Linked DNA regions of Homo sapiens: region 1 is linked to region 2. The links are chromatin contacts, found by Hi-C in ENCODE. All regions are on one chromosome and are shown on one strand. Each heading gives the region's core, a stretch centred on a gene start or an enhancer-like site at or near the end of the contact. The rest is flanking DNA. Distances are from core to core; before and after follow the strand shown. Region 1 holds the start of LINC02545 (long intergenic non-protein coding RNA 2545). Region 2 holds the start of CYP2R1 (cytochrome P450 family 2 subfamily R member 1).

Region 1 (3,176 bases), core at 33-2,532, 1.0 Mb after region 2:
ATCTCAGCTTCTTGGGGGAGGCTGAGGCACAAGAATTACTTGAACCCGGAGGTGAAGTTTGCAGTGAGCCAAGAACAGGCCACTGCATTCCAGCCTGGGAAACACAGTGAGACTCCATCTCCAAAAACACACAAACAAAAAGAGTCTGCAACTTGAGAAAGAAGTCTGAACTGGAAATATGGATTCCAACACCTTCGGGTTATAGATGAAGATTGAATTCATGGGACTGGGGGAGGAATTGATAACCAAGGAAAGGTGTGTAAAGTAAGAAGGAAAGGGAGTCCAGGAAAGCGTTCTACCATCCCAAAATATAAGGGGCAGGCAAAGGAAAATGAACCAGCAGAGATGACTTGGAAGGAACTATCCAAGGGATGTGCTGTAAACAAAAATGGAGCATCATCACAGAGGGCAAGAGGGAGGCAGAAGTGCACGGAAGCAGCTGGGTGGAGGAGGGAGAGTGTCCACCTTCCACCTCATGCCCTTAGGAGAACAAATAGGTAACTCAAAGGAGGAACAAAGCCAGGAGGCACCCAAAAGGGAGGACAAGCTTCTAGTTAACACAAGAAGATGAAAACAGTAGATAGTGAAGATGTCGAGAAGAAAGGGGGGCAGTTACTCTAGAATGTGGGGTTCTAGGAGGCAGGGTGGAAACATTTTGAAAAAAAAGAATGGAATATGAGGAGACAAGGGCCCAGAAGAGGATGGTGATGCAGGCACTTGAGCTTGGAGGTTCAGCCAAGGTTGACGGGGATATGGGTGGGAATAGGTAGTGTCAAGTCTCAAAATAAAATGCTGCCAAAAGTCATTTCAGTGCTGGTGTAGACTGGTGATCTATAAATCAGATAATATCACTCCCCTGATACAACTCTCCAATGGCTTCCCATTGTCCCTGGAATAAACTGCAGCTCCTTACTCTGGCCTTCAAGACCTCACATGGTCTGGTCCCTGACCTCCTGTCTAACTCTGTCCCCAGGCTCTCGTCCCCCATGCCACATAGAAGTACACAGCATTCTTTCTAAACCTGGAAAATCCCGAGCTTGCTCCCACCTCAGGGCTTTGTCATTAGCTTCTCCTTCTGTCTGTGATCTTTTTCTCTCCCATGGCTGGCTCCTTCAATTCATTCAAATGTCACCTCTCCAGAGAGGCCCTTCTTCTCGTGCCTCCGTAAGTCACCCTCTTTCCCTTTACCCCACTTTCTTTCCTTCATAGCATTTATTATGCTCTGACATGCTCTCACTTATGTAAGCCCTGTTTCTTTCCAGCAGAGTGTAAGATCCAAGAGGTCATGGGCCTTTTTCTTTCTTTGTTTGCCATGTTATCTCCAACATCTGGAACAGAGTCTGGCACAAAGTAGGTGTCCCATAAGTATTTACCAACTAAATAACAGACTGCATAAATGAATATTTAAAGTTTGGACCTCCTCTGTAGGCTCTGAATAGAGCCAGGGTGATATGGTTTGGCTGTGTCCCCACCCAAATTTCATCTTGAACGGTAGCTCCCATAATCACCAAATGTTGCAGGAGGGACCTTGTGGGAGGTAATTGAATCATGGGGGCAAGTTTTTCCCTGCTGTTACCATGATAGTGAATAAGTCTCACAAGATCTGATGGTTTTATAAAGGGCAGTTCCTCTGTACATGCTCTCTTGCCTGCCACCATGTAAGATGTCACTTTGTTCCTCATTCACCTTCTGCCATGATTGTGAGGCCTCTCCAGCCATATGGAACTGTGAGTCCATTAAACCCCTTTTTCTTTATAAATTGCCTAGTCCTGGGTATTTCTTCATAGCAGTATGAAAATGGACTAATACACATGGTCAGATTCCTTTGAGCCTTTAAGAATAAACAACTTGATATATTTTGAAATGAGAAGTCACTCGAGGTTCTTCAAACAAGACATTTTTCCTGGATGTAAATTATTCTCAATATTATACAGCATTTCCAGAAGACCAAACTTAGTTTATGAAAGAGAGTATATTAAAAGGTAGTGTCCCAAACAACAAATTTATTTAAATAAAATATTGCAAACAATGGCCCACCTATAAGTAGGTTTCCATATAAGCTATTGCACAAAACAAAAAGACATCTGCTCTTACCCCAGATATTTTTTGGGTGTTTTAATGTTAAGTGAAAATTTTATAGTGCCACATTCTCAGGCCCTACTGAGGCACTACCTCTGAGGTTTAATGAGATGACTCTGTATTTGGCAAAGATCATCACAGTCCATATTCTGACTGTTTTTGTTATAACACTGTATTTCCTAAAATAGAAAATTTAGGGGAGTACAGTAGGGTAAGAGATCCTGGGCAGCTTTTCTTAGAAAACCAAGAATGTAGAAGAGATAGAGCCATGTACCAGACAGGGGACGTTCACATTTTCCAAATTGTGTTCCAAAGAAGGCTAGTGTCCCTTAACTAGAAAAAAAACAACAAATGCTGGGTGGGTGTGGAAGAGGGTGTATTCTGTCAAAATAAATCTGGTCATGTAGGCATTAAATTAACTTAAACAGGCTTTTTTACTGCAGGGCTTCCGTGAATTTGGAGATTTTTCTGAGCTGGGAGGTGACCAAACATATCTACTTCTTTGATCTCAACACTTCCTGAAAAACAGATACTAACGTGGGTCATGATGTCAATGGTAGTTGTATGATTCTTTGATTATAAACTTGGCTTTGATATATTAGAGCATCAGGGCTGAGTAGTGGGGTTGTGGAAGTGGTAAAAGATGAGTCAATACACACAGAGAAGAGAAAGTGAAGAGCAAAAACACAGCTTTGATGATCTGTTACCCTGAGGGCACAGGCTGCAATACTTGAGGTGGAAATGTGGGAAGTGTTGGGATTTTAGGCAGAATTCATGCTAGCTAAGCCAACCCACTTAGATAAGAATTTCCTTACCTAAGCTCTGGAGTTTTTGTGGTTTTTTTTCATTCTATTTGGTTTAAAGTTTGTTACTGCTTATACTGTTGACTAGCATAAATTTAGGTAGAAAAGATCCTCTTAGGTGTGTTGGCTCACTCCTGTAATCCCAGTGCTTTGGAAGGTTGAGGCAGGAGGATCACTTGAGCCCAGGAGTCTGAGGTTGCAGTGAGCTATAATCACACCACTGCACTTCAGCCTGGGTGACAAAGTGAGACCCTGTCTCTTAATAATAATAATAATAATACTTAGAATGATAAA
Region 2 (3,362 bases), core at 61-2,560:
GAAGCCCCACTAACACCTCTCTGTCAGCCCTGGAAGACTCATTTTGGACTTCTCACCTCAAGAATTGTAAGAAAATAAATTTGTGTGGTTTTAAGCCATCAGATTGGTGGTAATTTATTACAACAGTAGTAGGAAACAAATACACTTCTTTAGCAGTTGATCTCAGCTCCAATGTCATCTTCCTAATAAGACTTTCCTTGACAGCCCTTGCCTGCTAAAGTATCTCCCCAACCACCAGGCGTTTTCTATAACGCACTTTTTGTTTGCTTCTGATTATTGAAAATTATTGTATTTCCATGTCATTGCTCTTCCCTCTCATAAGAATGTAAGTTATAGAAAGGACTTTGTTGCTCTTATTCACCTATGTATCTCCATTGCTTAGGACATGGGAACATAGTAGACATTCAATAAATATTTGTTGTGTGAATGAGTCGTAAGCTAATGAGGACCATAAAACTCATGCCACTGCTAAATCACAATTAGAGGGCAGCTGTTAGAAGAGTCCCAAACCCAGTAAGTCCTGTATTGCAAGGAACTGCCCAATAGAAAACAGGAATAAAAACAATTAGCAAGAATAATATGAAATCAGTTGCTTAATTCCAGGCAGTGGAGGCAGAAATCTTGAATAGTAAATACTCTCCGTGAACAAGTGCAGACAAGAGTCCCGTGATTGCCAATAAGTAATCAGTTTGGAAAGACCAGAGAGGGGTCAAATATAGGTAAACTGAGTTAATCACATAAACTGCTCAATCATCACAATTATTAAAAGATCACACACAAAAATACATTAACAGGAGAAAAATAGTAAAACAGGACAAAACAGTAAAATTACTTTCTTTTACTACTGATGGGTCAATTTTCTACTGGAAATTCTGAAAAGTATCAGGTTCAGCTAAAGACTGCAGTGTTGATCATCTCTCCAGTTTTCCTAGTGTGAAATGAAATAAGCAGACCTGGTACTTAAAAAGACACTTTAAGAAAGGTCTGGCCCCAGAGAGGCAGGATCCGCCTAGCCCAGTGAGTGAGGCCGTCCTGACACCTCGTCAATGCCCTTGTGTCAACATTCTAGAAAACGGACTCCTGGCTCATTGCTCCGCCTAGAGCCGCGCCACCTCCAAAGGGTAGCACCGGCCACCCGCTCCGCAAAGTCCACTCTCAGCCGCGCAAAACTAGAAGGTAGTTGTCCCGAAGGGGCCTGAGCGCTCACTCAGTCAGCCAATGGCCACGGAGCTAGGGCGGGACCTGAGGGTATCCTGCCAATGGGAGTATGGCAGGGCTGGAGGGAGTGCCTGGGTCTCAGGGCTGCTGTGGAGTTCGCACCTCCAGCTCGGGCCGATGTGGAAGCTTTGGAGAGCTGAAGAGGGCGCGGCGGCGCTCGGCGGCGCGCTCTTCCTGCTGCTCTTCGCGCTAGGGGTCCGCCAGCTGCTGAAGCAGAGGCGGCCGATGGGCTTCCCCCCGGGGCCGCCGGGGCTGCCATTTATCGGCAACATCTATTCCCTGGCAGCCTCATCCGAGCTTCCCCATGTCTACATGAGAAAGCAGAGCCAGGTGTACGGAGAGGTACAGCCCCGACGGGCCCCGGGCAGGGAGGGCCGCCAGGCTGGCCCGGGCTGGCCAGGGCCTTCCTGGTTGGACTTATGGCCGCCCCTGGGCCGACTAGTCGGGACCTCTCCGTGTGCCGGCTGCCCTTTGAGGGACACCCGCTTCCCGGGTCTGGAAGGGAGAAGTCCTCGACGCCGTGCCCCCTTGCAGGGGGAGCCCCGCCCCTGCCGGTGACCCACTCCGGGCCGAGGCTCCGAGGCGATCCAGTCCTGATTTTCCCGCTACCGCTCGAGCTCTTGCTCCTGCGCCTGCGCCGTTTGGCTCGCCAGCCGCGCCGCCACTTCAGGTCCAGGGTGGACGCATGCCCTCAGGTGCGGGCGTCTTGCGAGTCGGCCTCGCAGCTCTGTGGAAGCTGCACGCGGCTTGTCGGAAAATCAAGGCGTTCTGAGTTCTAGATGGTTAATAGCAGGTTCTTCGGTGTCTGCAGTCGACGAACGACTGGTGTAGGCGTTTGCTGTGAGAATGGAGAATGCAGGGGAACGCCCCTGACTGAGAAGCGGGCCCTGGGAAACGATTGTGAACGCGTGAATGAATTGATGACTAAAATCCGCTGCGGGGGTCCTACAGCGCAGATGGTAATGCCGTTCTGACTGGCTGGGAACGGCACCTTAGCAGATACTTAAAAGGCGCCTTCTGTGTGCCACTGTCACTGCCAACTTGGTGACTCATTTAAAACTCATAACCAGCCGGTGAGGTCGGTACTTCGCTCCTCCTCATTCTGCGGAGGGGAAAGCAGCACGGAAATGCCCTGTGACTGGCAGCGGAAAAGGCGACCACCGCTTGTGTGTGGGTGTCCCGACGTCCGGAGGGGGCAGGAGTTTCCACGGGTCCTGGGACAGAGCTCACCTGTTTTGTTTTGAATTACACTTATTTATATGCAACTACAGGCCTGACGCTAGCGGTGAAGAAGGCAGATACAGCCTTTTAAGGAGTTGGCAGATGAGTGGGAGAGAGAAAACTAATCTCATTATCGGCCACAGGCTGTGGTCAGTGTTTTGAAGGAAAAGTACAGGGATGTTTGGCAACTGTGGTATTTCAGGTTTGACCTTAAATCCTTACTTAAACCAATTTTTACAAGGATTGGTCTAGGTGCCCGGGCGCGGTGGCTCACGCCTATAATCCCAGCACTTTAGGAGGCCGAGGCGGGCGGATCACGAAATCAGGAGATCGAGACCGTCGTGGCTAACACGGTGAAACCCCATCTCTACTAAAAGAATACAAAAAATTAGCCGGGCGTGGTGGCGGGCACCTGTAGTCCCAGCTATTCGGGAGGCTGAGGCAGGAGAATGGCGTGAACCCGGGAGGCGGAGCTTTCAGTGAGCCGAGATCGCGCCACTGCACTCCAGCCTGGGCAACAGAGCCAGACTCCGTCTCAAAAAAAAAAAAAAAAAAAAAAAAAAAGAATTGGTCTAGGTTTCTAGAATAGAAAGTCACTAATGGTTTACGTTCCTTTCATGGTTCACGAATAGTTTACGTTGTTAAAGGGAAGCTGGACGAGATAATAAAGGTATGTATAATTCTTAGATCTTATTTTCCAACCTGCAATTCTCCCAGAATTGAGTTTATTCCCATGATTTTCATGTAATATATTTCATCTCTTTGGTATCTTGGTACACAGCATCATAATATTCTAGAGAAATAAAATGTGAAAGCATAAGACTAGAGGTCAGGTCTTCTGCCAGACAAAACTTGACCTCTATTCTGAGTCTTTTTTTTTTCTCGGTAGTGAGAATAACAACAGAAAACAGAAAAGTGCTACT

Evidence for each region. Hi-C counts contacts between places; a loop is a spot of excess contacts on that map. Pooled maps may share reads with other maps.
Region 1: a loop to region 2 is called in a map of CD4-positive, alpha-beta memory T cell, with 6 times the contacts of the local background. The contact joins the promoter of LINC02545 here to the promoter of CYP2R1 in region 2. A Hi-C loop is called at or near these places in 2 of 168 maps with a recorded cell type or tissue (CD4-positive, alpha-beta memory T cell and naive thymus-derived CD4-positive, alpha-beta T cell) and 6 of 50 pooled maps.

Annotation. Positions count from the first base shown.
Region 1 is chr11:13,868,722-13,871,897 of GRCh38, reverse strand. LINC02545 (long intergenic non-protein coding RNA 2545) reads left to right here and starts at 1,282. Exons shown (of 4, transcript NR_149109.1): 1 at 1,282-1,350; 2 at 2,508-2,559.
Region 2 is chr11:14,890,179-14,893,540 of GRCh38, reverse strand. It overlaps CYP2R1 (cytochrome P450 family 2 subfamily R member 1), which reads left to right and starts at 1,310. Exons shown (of 5, transcript NM_024514.5): 1 at 1,310-1,560. The coding sequence starts at 1,336. It also overlaps a transcript of PDE3B not described here. RefSeq lists a silencer at 1,563-1,802.